Linked DNA regions of Homo sapiens: region 2 is linked to region 1. Evidence: chromatin contacts called from ENCODE Hi-C or POLR2A ChIA-PET data. All regions are on one chromosome and are shown on one strand. The core of a region is the stretch at or near the end of the contact, and the rest is flanking DNA. Distances in the headings are between cores, read along the strand shown. Region 1 holds the start of LINC01134 (long intergenic non-protein coding RNA 1134). Region 2 has its middle 140 kb from the start of AJAP1.

Region 1 (3,130 bases), core at 212-2,711:
GGTGGCTCACGCCTGTAATCCCAGCACTTTGGGAGGCCAAGGTGGGCGGATTATTTGAGGTCAGGAGTTCGAGACCAGCCTGACCAACATGATGAAACCCCATCTCTACTAAAAATACAAAAATTAGCCAGGTGTGGTGGCGCCTGCCTGTAATCCCAGCTACTCAGGAGGCTGAGGCAGGAGAATGGCTTGAGCCCATGAGGCGGAGGTTGCAGTGAGCTGAGATCGCGCCACTGCACTCCAGCCTGGGTGACAGAGCGAGACTCCGTCTCAAAAAACAAACAAACAAACAAAAAAACCCACAACAGAACAGTGGTCCTCAGCTTTACAAACACCTCCCTCAGCGGCGGCCAAAGAGGACGCATCACAGCAGCCCAGGCCTGCTAGGGGCGTGTTTGCTGGAGGAGGCGTGGCCGCCGTGTGTCCATCCAGACCTGATAGGGCGCGGCCATTGGAGGAGGCGTGGCCGCTGCGGGTCCACCCAGGCCTGCTAGGGGCGTGGCCATTGGAAAAGGCGTGGCCCCTGCGAGTCCACGTTGGCCCCGGAGAGTAACGGGACGGCGGAGGGGTCATTTCCCGCCTTGCACGTAACGGGGGACGAAAACCGGCCCCCAGCCCGACGCCGGACCCTGGCCTCCTGGGCCCACCGACGGCCTCCACTAAGGCCCCCTCCCGCCCGCAACGTGGGGGACAGCTGAGGCCACTTCCCGGGCGGGCCACCCCAACCCAAAGCGGCATGTCGCGGGGCAGCACAGCCTGCGACAAGCGCGCAAAGCTCCCCAGCGGGACCGCAGCACGGGCAGGCCTGGGAGTCCCTCGCGCTGCTCAAGGCCGCTAACCGGCACTCAGAAACCAGCGCTCTGCGGCACTGGAGAAAGCACTTCCCGCCCTCCTGCAGGCTGTTAGCCAGGGGATGCAAGGGGAGGGGCCCCTCACGGACGTCCCGCCCGCCCCTCTCAAACATGGCGGCCACAGGCGCACCAAAGGAAGAGCCCCTCACAAACATGGCCGTCCGCCCCTCTCATACATGGCGCCAAAGAGGCTTCAAGGGAAGCGCCCCTCACGAACATGGTTGCCTGCCCCTCTCAAACATAGCGGCCACAGGCGCACCAAGAGAAGCGCCCCTTACAAACATGGCCGTCTGCCCCTCTCAAACATGGTGGCCAAAGAGGCTTCAAGGGAAGAGCCCCTCAAGAACATGGTTGCTCCCCCCTCAAGAACATAGTTGCCCACCTCGCTCAAACATGGCGGCCACAGGTGCACCAAGGGAAGCGCCGTTCACGAACATGGCCGTCTGCCCCTTTCAAATATGGCGAACACAGAAGCTACAAAAAAAGCACCCCCCGCAAACATAATCTCTCAGGCCTGCCACGGGCGTGGGAAACATAGCGGCTACAGGGGTGCCAAGGGACGCGCCCTCATGAACATGGCCGGCCACAGGCCGACTTCCTGCTCCAGTGTCCCACCACTGGCCCAAGGCCTGTGACCTTCGCCCGCCGCTTACGAAAGAGCCAACACGGGGGGGGGGGGGGGGGGAATCACATGACGAGGGTGCTGCACTGTGATTGGCTGTGCTGACGTCGGACGCCGCCGCGGCGCGCTCTGCAGACTCCGGGTCGCCGCTCCGCCGGGACGCGTTGGCCGGGGCGCGCGGTGCTTGGCTGCGGTGCTCACACTCATGAGGAGCCGGAAGGTGAGGGCTGGGTCCCGGCAGCAGCTGCGCCGGGCAGGGCGGGGACTCTGGGTCACCTGCTGTCTGGAGAACCGGGGCGGGGTCACGGGGTGCCTGTGGCCTAGGAGCGGCCTCCGCTTGGGCCTCGCCCCCGGCAGTAGTTGGGGGGCTCCAGGCCACGCTCCCGGGAGAAGGAGGGCTGCCAGGTCACGCCCCTGTGAAAAGGGGGCTCCGGGCCACGCCCTCGGAAGAAGTGGAGCTCACAGGTCACGTCCCCGGGAGAAGGGGGCTCCCAGGTTACCCACCCCCGCAGAATGGGGCCTCTGGGCCACACCCCCGAGAGAAGGGGAGCTCCCAGGCCATGCCCGCGGGAGAAGGGGGGCTCCGGTCCACGCCCTCGGGAGAAGTGGAGCTCACAGTTCACGTCCTGGGCAACAGGGGGCTCCCAGGTCACGCCCCCTTGAAGGGAGGTTTCGGGCCACTTTCCTAGGAAGGTGGGGCACCCTCTCCAGAACTGGTTTCAACTCCTGGTAGTGCTAGATGCTGCAGAGCTGAGTTTGTGCCCCTCAACTGCTGCCACTCCAATGGACGTCACACAGCAAGTGACCTCAGCTTGGCCCCATCTACTGAATGTGCTAAAAGTGGGGTGATGAGGGATCCACCAAGAGGGTGGTGAGGATTGAAGGGGGGTGCCAGTGTCTGGCAAGGGGCAAGTGCTCATTGCGTGGGTGTAACAGTTAAGGCGAAGGACCCTTTTCACAGTGGACCCGGCGCGGGTCCCGGTCCACTTGGGAGGCTCTGAGCTGCATGGAGGCTCTCCTGGTTTGTTCAAATGGAGTGGCCACTTGTGAATTCCAACTCCTTTTACTATTTTTATCTTTGAACCAAAACTTGTCTCCTGTAGGCACATATACTTGGATCTTTTTTAAAATGCAGTCTGGTAGTTTCTGCCTTTTGATTGAATTGTTTAGCCCATGCACATTTAATATTATTGATACACTGTAGTTAGGTTTACATTTGCCATTTTACTTTTTCTTTTCTTTATACAAGTCTGTCTTTTTCTTCCCCTGTTCCTTCTTTAAGTGGATTAAAGTGAATATTTCCTAATGTAGCATTTTAATTTAATGATTTTTTTTCCACAACTTTTTTGGGTTTTTTCCAGTGCTTTATGTTTTACCGTATACAGCTTAATCTTCATATTCTCCATATACATCTTAAGCTTCAGATTTGTACTAGGTTAATTCCAAGTGATACAGAAATGTTACTCTTATATGGTTATTTTTGTGGTATTTTGTTATATGTATTACATCTGATAATGTTACAAACTCAACAGTACTGTGTTATCATTATTACTTTCTGTCTGTGGTCATTTCCTTAGCCAGCAGGGGTTTGCTTTCACCCACTTTGTTTTGTTATTGGCAAATATAGTACATGTCTGTATATATTATACACATATTA
Region 2 (3,130 bases), core at 373-2,872, 900 kb before region 1:
ATTTGCTTTTGAAAATAACATTCAGAACCATTCAAACAACCCTCTTTGGTTCCAATAAATCACAGAGGATGAAACGGGAGCTCAGGATTGTATTTCATTTAGAGGAGCCTTGCTCTCCTGGAGAGCACCCAGCATTTCCCAATTGAAATACAGCTTCCTCCCTAATTTCATTCTACAAGCCCCCTGCCCACTGTCAGTTTCATTTAGGTGGTAATTCAATCCCAAAGTGAGCAACATCTTTCAATGGTTCTCATTATTTTCCTGCATAATTTTATCATATATGCGGTCTTGGACTGAGAGACACTCACTCCCCAACCATTACTCAGCCACAGGCCACAGTGTCCAAGCCAGCAAGGGTCTGGTTCAGGAAATTAGGTGTCTGCCTCATCTTTGGGGCAACTGTGGTATGGCTTCCTTTCTCAAAGGAAGAACAAAGCTCAGCCAGATGCCCAAAATATGGCTTCATTATTGTTTTTCCTCCATGATCCAAAGCAATCCAGCATAACGGGGGCCCTTGCCGAATTGGAGAGGATATGAGATAACCCAGGTCTCAGGGGGAAGTGCCTCGATGTGCAGCTTTAACAAAATCAAGCCCAAGTGTTTTCAAGCCTGGGGAGGCTCTCCTCACTCAGCTGCCTTTGGTGATGGCAGGCCCCAAGAGGCCTGCTGGTGTTAATGGGATCCGTCAATCGGAGGTGGTATGTGGTCCCAGGAAGGTCTAGTCTGTGTCCACAGCTCATTCAGTGTCATTATCAAAAGCTCATTATTTTGTAGCTTTGCAGAAGCAATGGTTTGCATAGAGTTGCTCTCAACGGCTACACTCTGGGTGATTGTCTATAAAACTATCAGCAGGAGGTCTACACGTTCTAAAGAGTTCCAAAGAGAACAAGTGAACTGAGCCAGCCATCTCCAGCAGCAAGGACACTCTGGGGACCTACAGCCTTCTGGACCTGTCTGTGGGCGGAGCTGCAAGCACCAGAGCAGGACAACCACAGACTCTGCCCCGCTGCTAAGGCTGACTCCTCTCCATCCCACCCTGCCTCTTGCTTTAGTGCCCACAGCCTCACTCCTGGGAAGGCTGCCAGTCTGGAGAACCACAGCCTCACGGGGCCGAGACTTTGCTGCATCACTTCTGCCAAGTTCAAGGCTGAAGAGTTAGAAAACATGGGGAGAGCTTTGGAGAAGAGAGCACATAGAGAACAGAGTCTAGACAGATAACAAGGTTCCTCTGCAAACCCAGACCATTTTGCTGAAGGTGAGCGGGAGAAGAAATGCTGGGAAGAGCCCACTGAGTCACAGGCAAGTGGCCAAATGTCTCTCTAGCAGTGGCGGCCTCCTTCCCTCCTGCAGTACAGCAGATCCTAACTGGGGGGCACTCTCCGTGCTGCCAGATGAAGTGTGCTGGAGCCAGATAGGAAGCTCAGAAATTCAGGGAAGAAGTGAAACAGAAATAAGAAATCACAGATGCAAATAAAGAAGAAGAAAAAAAAGAGGCAAAGCTCTGCATTTGCAGCTGTTCTCTGTGCAAGGAGTTATGTATTCCGCTTCCCTCACTCTCTTTTTTTCTAAGTTTTATGACAGCATATGACCGTGGCAGCTGCTTCACCTTTATCTGGCAACCTGAAACCAAAACAAAAACACTATTCTGGGGACAGTCACTTTAAGAGGAAGCTGCTTCCCCTTTTGAAGCCCAGATGAACCTCCAACTAGAAACCCAGCTGCCTTGGTTTTAAAAGGTGAGGCCACTATCATCCGCAATGTTTCCTGGACGAGCCCCCCAGCTTCAGTCGGGGGAGGAGAAGGAACTTGAACCTCCTTTCTGGGTACCCCCTGCCCCTCGCTGCCTGAGGCCCTTCACGTTTTCTCAGGATAGATGCAGAACAAAGGAAAGTGGGGCAGGTTTCAATACAAGTGATGGCATCTCTGATTCCCCAGCGTCATGGGTTGAATTGTGTCAAGCCCCCTGACCAAATGCATATGCTGCAGTCCTAACCCCCTGCAGCTCAGAATGTGACCTTATTTGGAAATAGGCCCATTGCAGATGCAATTTGTTAGGACGAGGTCCTACTGGAGAAAGGTGGGCCCCAAACCCGCATGACTGGTATCCTTATTAAAAGGGAAAATTTAGACACAGACACACACACAGGGAAGATGCCAAGTGAAGGATGGAGTGAGGCTGCCACATGCCAAGTATTCACCAGAAGCAGGAGAGAGGCCTGGAGCAGACCTTTCCCTAGTGCCTTCAGAGGGTGCCCAGCCCTAGTGCCTTCAGAGGGTGCCTGGCTCTGTCCCTCTGGATCTCAGCCTTCTGGCTTACAGAACTGTGATGCAATACATTTCCATGGTTTGAAGCCACATCCAGTTTGTGCTATTTTGTTACAGGAGCCATAGCAAACCAAAACACCCAGGCTTTAAAAAAGATCTGGGAAAGGAGAGCTCACCCTTTGCTTCCTGAGATAACCCTGTTGTTCCCTAAGGAAGCTGCTGGCTTCAGGAAGACCCGATGAGCAGTGTTGATTTATATGATGACCCTCTGCATAAAGCAGGTCGACTTCAGCATCCCCCAGAACACTGCTGTCAATGTCAGCACTGTTGACATTTGGGGCTGGATTGTTTTTGTCATGGGGCTGTCCTGTGCATAGCAGGGTGTTCGATGGCATCCCTGGCTTCCAAATTCTAGATGTCAGTGCCCGCTGTACTACTTAGTTATGAGAACCCAAACTGTCACCAGGCGGTGCTAAATCTCTCTGGGAAGAATGTCATCCCCTGAGAACTGCTGTTCTAAAGGAACCTATCCTCACACCTTAGAACTTCATTTCTCAGCTCTGAAGTTAATGCCTGTTAATAAAGCAGAGGAGATGTATCGATTTGAACAAGCACTTATTACGAGTCACAACAAATGCAGAGAGCATCTGCAGACAATAAGATCTAGAGTCCTACGGTCCCTCTCAACTTGGCACCAGCCTGGGTTGTTGGTTCCAGTTGGTTTTTGGGGAAGACCTCAAGTGTACCTTTGACTCTTAGCCCATCGAATGGTCTTCACTTGAGGGATGTGGGGAGCCCCTAGCTCCCCAAAATCATATTTCCTGCCTTCTGTGGCCCCATACAGTTGGTAGGGACAGTTGCTAGG

The links. A loop is a pair of places that touch in the nucleus more often than their neighbours do. ChIA-PET counts read pairs that join two places held with the same protein, here RNA polymerase II (POLR2A). Pooled maps may share reads with other maps.
Region 2: a pooled map shows a loop between it and region 1 (11-fold over the local background). The contact joins the enhancer-like site here to the promoter of LINC01134 in region 1. A Hi-C loop is called at or near these places in 2 of 37 single-sample maps with no recorded cell type and 6 of 50 pooled maps. POLR2A ChIA-PET finds 5 or more read pairs at or near these places in 1 of 52 experiments (OCI-LY7).

The regions. Positions count from the first base shown.
Region 1 is chr1:3,898,735-3,901,864 of GRCh38, reverse strand. It overlaps LINC01134 (long intergenic non-protein coding RNA 1134), which reads right to left and starts at 1,461. Exons shown (of 4, transcript NR_024455.1): 1 at 1,234-1,461. It overlaps C1orf174 (chromosome 1 open reading frame 174), which reads left to right and starts at 1,593. Exons shown (of 4, transcript NM_207356.3): 1 at 1,593-1,693. The coding sequence starts at 1,679. RefSeq lists silencers at 513-692, 1,773-1,842 and enhancers at 893-1,152, 792-1,361, 1,362-1,930, 1,931-2,501.
Region 2 is chr1:4,795,068-4,798,197 of GRCh38, reverse strand. No RefSeq gene overlaps it. Among named protein-coding and RNA genes, the nearest start is that of AJAP1, 140 kb to the right of the region's middle. Within about 2 kb of position 1,622, at least 2 of the 41 ENCODE cell types and tissues checked have a DNase peak (open chromatin) inside an H3K27ac peak, as active enhancers do; they include OCI-LY7, where a contact is called at or near this core.